2 separate regions of the Homo sapiens genome follow, and region 2 is linked to region 1. A link is an interaction called in ENCODE POLR2A ChIA-PET data of the cell type or tissue named here. Cell type or tissue: HepG2. All regions are shown on one strand. Each heading gives the region's core, and the rest is flanking DNA. Links, peaks and the distances in the headings are about the cores only.

The links. Peaks named below come from ENCODE experiments on the same cell type or tissue, not always from the same donor. Only the 100,000 strongest peaks of a DNase experiment are listed, where the experiment ranks them.
Region 2: POLR2A ChIA-PET joins it to region 1 with 9 read pairs; 1 of 35 experiments calls an interaction of 5 or more read pairs at or near these places.

What each region holds. Positions count from the first base shown.
Region 1 is chr4:12,923,610-12,926,426 of GRCh38, forward strand. All of the region lies in intron 1 of LOC105374493 (a long non-coding RNA gene), which reads right to left. Among named protein-coding and RNA genes, the nearest start is that of RAB28, 560 kb to the right of the region's middle. In HepG2, for the core only: no CTCF peak of the experiment used is centred there; a DNase peak (open chromatin) is centred at 1,482.
Region 2 is chr4:12,874,066-12,876,882 of GRCh38, forward strand. LOC105374493 (a long non-coding RNA gene) reads right to left here. Exons shown (of 3, transcript XR_007058047.1): 3 at 2,727-2,817. Among named protein-coding and RNA genes, the nearest start is that of RAB28, 610 kb to the right of the region's middle. In HepG2, for the core only: no CTCF peak of the experiment used is centred there; a DNase peak (open chromatin) is centred at 1,746.

The sequences.
Region 1 (2,817 bases), core at 85-2,584:
GGCTGAAGCCAAACCTCTGCTCACCTAGACCCCATCACAGCTAACCCCTGGGATCTTACTTTGGCCTACAGCAAGGGGAGAAGAATTATTGGAAGTTCCAGAGTCCATTCACTCTGCCACTTCTCCATTTCAGAGAAGCAGAGACAGAGTAAGACAGAGTGGCAGAGAACGTTGAGATGTATTAGAGGAAGCCTAAAAGAGTTTTTGCTAATGTAACCAATCAGATTAAGAATTTCTTCTCCCTTATCTGAGAATTAAAGAATAGCACCAGGGATAAGAAATTGTGAATTTTTCTTACTTAGGATACTAGAGGAAAGGGAAATTAGACCCAAAATAATGAGTTAGGAAACTATTATACTTGGCCAGTTTGAGGGCTTCCAAACTATGCTTTTGCTTTAAATGATGGGAATACATCTGATAGAGAGAAAATGAGAAAAAACTCAAAATCATGGACTCTCTGAACAAAAAGAGAGCCTCAAAATAATGCCACAGTTTTGAAGTCTTGTCAGCTGAGGCAATGACTATTAATTTACTCAGCAAACATTTTTAAACATCTTCTATGTACATTCACTGCACTAGCCTTGTTAATTTACAGAAACAGACATAATTCCTGACTTCAAAAAACATCCATTTCCATGCCGAGCTATATCCATAAACACATGGAATGCAACATGCTAATTGCTGTAATGAATGGGACCAGGCGAATGTAGAAGAAGCACCTTGCTCCACCATGTGAAGAAAGACTCCAGTAAAAGAGAACATGTGAGCCGGCTCTTTGAAGCAGGAGAAAGGGCTGACTGAGCTAGTTGACTAAGTGGAGGGAGAAACACTGACTTGACAAAGGAAAGCAAGCATGGCAAAACCCATTGTGTCTGGAGAACCTGTTATTTATATGTCTATTGAGCTCCCAGCATGCGTGCAATACAAGAGTGAATAATAGAGTAAAGTCTCTGCTGTCATGAAGATTTCAGGTGGCTGTGGAGGAGGGGCAGCATAGATAATAAACAAACAACGATAGAGGTATTTTTAGAAACCAAATATGCAATGTAAAAAATCAAATGAGCTAAATGGTATAGTTCCAGCAGAACTATTTTATTTGGGACATGGGAGCGTCATCATGGAACGTGTCTTTTGGCTATGACAGCCAAACCCAAAAGTTAAGAAGGATTCTTAACATGTGAAGACAAGGGGGTTGAACACTGACCAAAGGGAGCAGTAAGAGAAAACATTCAGAGAGTGGAAATGACCTGGAAGACTCAAGACATAGGTTGAAGGCCCACATGGGTAGAGATTGTGAGTGGGGGATTAGGTGGAAAGACAGATGATCAAAGAGAGGAGAAGTGGCCACATCATGTAAATCCTACAAATGTTTGACACAGTAGAGGCACAGAGTGGAGCAACTACAGTAGTAGCCAGCAAGGCAGATTATAAAGGGCCAACATGCTTCACTGTGAAATTTGGACTTTCACCTGTGTGATAGTGATGTTTATGTGTGAACTGGGCCACAGGGTGCCCATATATCTAGTTAAACATTATTTCTGGGTGTTAGTGAGGATGTTTTCCAGAAGAGATTAGCATTTTATTTGGTGGACAGAGTAAAGCAGATGGCCCTTCCCAACTAGAGTGGGCAGAATCTGATTTACTAAGGACACAAATAGAATGAAAAGGCAGAGAAAGGTTATATTTGTCCCGCCTCTGCCTGATAGCTTGAGCTAAGACATTGATCTTTTCCTGCTTTTGACATTCCCTGGTTCATGGGCCTAACTCAGACTAGAATCTTCACCATTGGCTTTCCAGCTTTCAGGCCTTTGAATTGCACCACTAATATCCCTGGATCTTCAGTTTGTACATAGCAGAATAGAAGACTTCTCAACTTCCATATTTGTGTGAGCTAATACCTTATAATAAATCTAGATAGATAGATAGATGATAGATAGACAGACAGACAGACAGACAGACAGCTATCTCCTATTGCTTACATTTCTCTAAAAAATCCTGACTAATACCACCTGGAAAACTGCAATGTTATTCCCCTCACTGTAACTGGATACTGATATAAAGGAGCCAGATTGTGAAAAAGTTCTAACTTTACTTTTGTTAGCCAGTTGAGTGGATGAAACGCTATGACCCAGATAGTATCCAGCCTCTCAATATCTTAAAAATAGCCTATAAGGGATGTTTGCAACAGACAAAATTTGGGATTTACCGTCAAGAAATTATCTATTTGAGCCTAAAATCCAAACTCAACAGTCATCCAGAAAGAGGCAAATTCACAAGTTTTTTTTTTCTTTCTTTCTTTTCACAGGCCCCCTGGATACAGAATGTCCACTGTGAGCTAACCAGGAGAAAGAAATCTGGCTTTACAGTGCATGTAATCTGGAGAGCAAGGAAAGAAACATTTAAGCTGTTATTCAAACAAGTTTCATTCCAATTACTACTTTCCTCTCTGTCAGAATCAATTATTCTCAATGTTGACATGGCCATTGCTTGTGGAGGTGATTGGAAGATCTGCTTCCATATTTTTCTCCTGGTGTTTTCTCTTTTCTTCAGCTGTTTTTGGTTGTGGGTTGCTCTATAGCGTTGTTGTTGATTTTCCCACTGGAGCCAGCACCACAGTGTTGTTTTTACATGGCCATAAAATAAAATGAATGTACACAGGAAAAGGAGCTTTGCTCCAAGTCAAGTACAGGACAGCTTAGCTTAACATGCACTCAATTTCACAAGCAGAGACCTGTTTGAGGGACCTGTTTACTCTCATTGCTTACAGACACAGTGACCATTTGCTTTGTGACATCCCCACACCTACAGTGGGCCCCA
Region 2 (2,817 bases), core at 185-2,684, 49 kb before region 1:
ATATATAAAGTGCAAAGAAGTGTATGTGGTTCCTAATAAGCCTTGCTCCTAGTAGTAATAATAATAATAGAAATAAAAACTACCTCAAGTGTTACGAAGACAAGTAGATGCAATGACACATGTAAAGCTTTGGGCACAGTGCCTGAAATATTCAAAGTGCCCTATAAAGGTTCCTTTCCTCCGTTCCCTTAAGCTGTCAGCAAAAGGAACAAATGTCCCTCCAGAGGTAGTGAGTCCACCATCAGCAGAAGCATTCAATCAGAAGTTGTTTAATCACATCTCCAGAATGTTATAGTAAAGCCTTGAAACTAGGTGAACACAAGGATTAGGCAATCCCTGAGCTCCTCTTCAAATAAAGATTCTGTGATTAAATCTAAAACTTTCGGAAAGGCCGTCAAATGGGAGTTGTGGGTAACCAAAACTTTCCTGAAATTTCCAGCTCATTTTCCAGGATAAATGCAGCCCCCACTACCCTACAAAGCACACCAAATATTAGCAACACACACACACACTCACACACACATGCACACATAAACACACACATGTACACAGAGGCATCATTCATACATCCTAACATAAATCTTTTCACCACAATGACCACGGTTGTCAGTGAAAGAAATACTCTTGTTCAGTCCAATGCACTTGGGTAGCCCAAATAAACAATAGTATAATACCCGACATTTATTCAGCACCCTTTGGGGCAAGGGCTCACACTTTATACGTATTTCTCATTTATCATGGCCACATTCCTGGGAGACAGGCTGCCCCTCAGAGAGGCAATGGTGTTGGGCTTTTGATTTCAGTCCTGCCTGGTGGAGAGCTGTTGCTTTTTGCATGTTAGAACATGCAGTACTTAAATGTCTTTCAGCCTTCCTGGGCCTGGCTGAGTGGCCTTTCATGAAAGGCTCCTGGTGTTGCATTGAGAGTTGCAGTGCCTCTGGTCTGGGCTGTTTCCCCTCACTACTGAAGCTTGCACCCTCATGGCTTAAGAACACTCGGGCTCTGAGTGACAGGCCTGGCATTGTGTTTCAGCGAGGGCATCCCCTTGAGAGTGCTGCAGCATTTGAATCCAACTGGAGAGAAACCTACGGGATCTTTGGAGGTCATTGGGAATCTCAGCCTGTGCCACTTACTAGCTGTGTGACCTCAGGGAAATCACCTACCTTCTCTTAGCTACCTAACCTAGAAAACAGGCCCAGTAAGACATGATTTGTGAGGCTTTAATGACACAACATGGGATAAAGCCTGTCCATTCCCTGTCATGTGGTGGAACTTGAATTTAAAATACATAGTATTATTATTATGATAGGCATAATCTTGCCTCCAAGTTATGGAGCTCAGTGTTTCCACACATCCAGTGTTATGGGCTCATTTATGTCCTGTTGAAGTCCTAACCCCCACAGGATATGACTGTGTTTAAAGAGAGGGTCTTTAAAGAGGTAATTAGTTAAAATAAGGTCCTCTAGGTGGGCTCTAATTTAGTACGAGAAGAGAGATAAGGAAGACCCAGATGCAGAGGAAATCTATATGAAGACACAGGGGGAAGGTGGCCATTTACAAGCCAAGGGAAGAGGTCTAGGAAGAAACCAACACTGCTGACACCTTGATCTCAAACTTTTAACCTCCAGAAAATGAGTGTCCATGGTTTAAGCCACCCAGTCTGTGGAACATTATTATGGCAGCCCTAGCAAACAAATATATCCAGCTTGAGTCCACAGACATAATCCCTAAACCTCAGGTCAGGTGATCCCTTTGAAAGATCAAGTAAATAATGTCCCAAGGTTCAGGAGGACACTTAAGCAAAGAAAAACTGTGATCATGAAGCAGAATATTTCCCTGATGCCTTCACAGGACTCACGAGAGGAGAGCCTCTTTTACTCAGCCCACCACTCTCAACTAGCAGGAGGGAGAGTGTGAGCAAATGGGTATGGGAACTGGAGTGAATGAGAGCTGGAACAATCTGGCTGCTTCAGCACCAGTGGGATCAAAGTTCACTCACTCAGACACACTGTGTTCTACTCCTTGTGGGAGGCAGCACACAGGTAAGCAGGTGCAGGAACCAGCCAGATGCTTTAGTGCCAGCAAGAGCAAATTCCATGTAGGCCCCATGGCAACGTCCAGGCAGGGGTGCCTGTGACCCCTGAAGCCTCACAGTGCTCTTTTAGCTCTGCCATCCATGGACGGCTTAAGTGTTAACAGCTTAGTGGGTCCTCTGCCTTTATTTATTTATTTATTTATTTATTTTTTATTATTATACTTTAAGTTTTAGGGTACATGTGCACGTTGTGCAGGTTAGTTACATACGTATACATGTGCCATGCTGGTGTGCTGCACCCACTAACTCGTCATCTAGCATTAGGTATATCTCCCAATGCTATCCCTCCCCCCTCCCCCCACCCCACAACAGTCCCCAGAGTGTGATGTTCCCCTTCCTGTGTCCATGTGATCTCATTGTTCAATTCCCACCTATGAGTGAGAATATACGGTGTTTGGTTTTTTTGTTCTTGCGATAGTTTACTGAGAATGATGGTTTCCAATTTCATCTATGTCCCTACAAAGGACATGAACTCATCATTTTTTATGGGTCCTCTGCCTTTTTGCGTGAGACAGCTGCCCCCTGCCAGCAAGGGCAAAGGGCTAGTGTGACAGCCTTTTGTATCTGCACTTGCGGCTCCTGAGCTCTTGTCTGGCATCCAGAAAAATGAGGTTGCGTGAACAAATTGAAAGATGGTAAATGAGGGGGATTTTATTGCCAATGAAAGTGGCTGTCAGTGGGAAGGGGAGCTCAAAAATGCATGGGGTGGATAGGTAATCTTT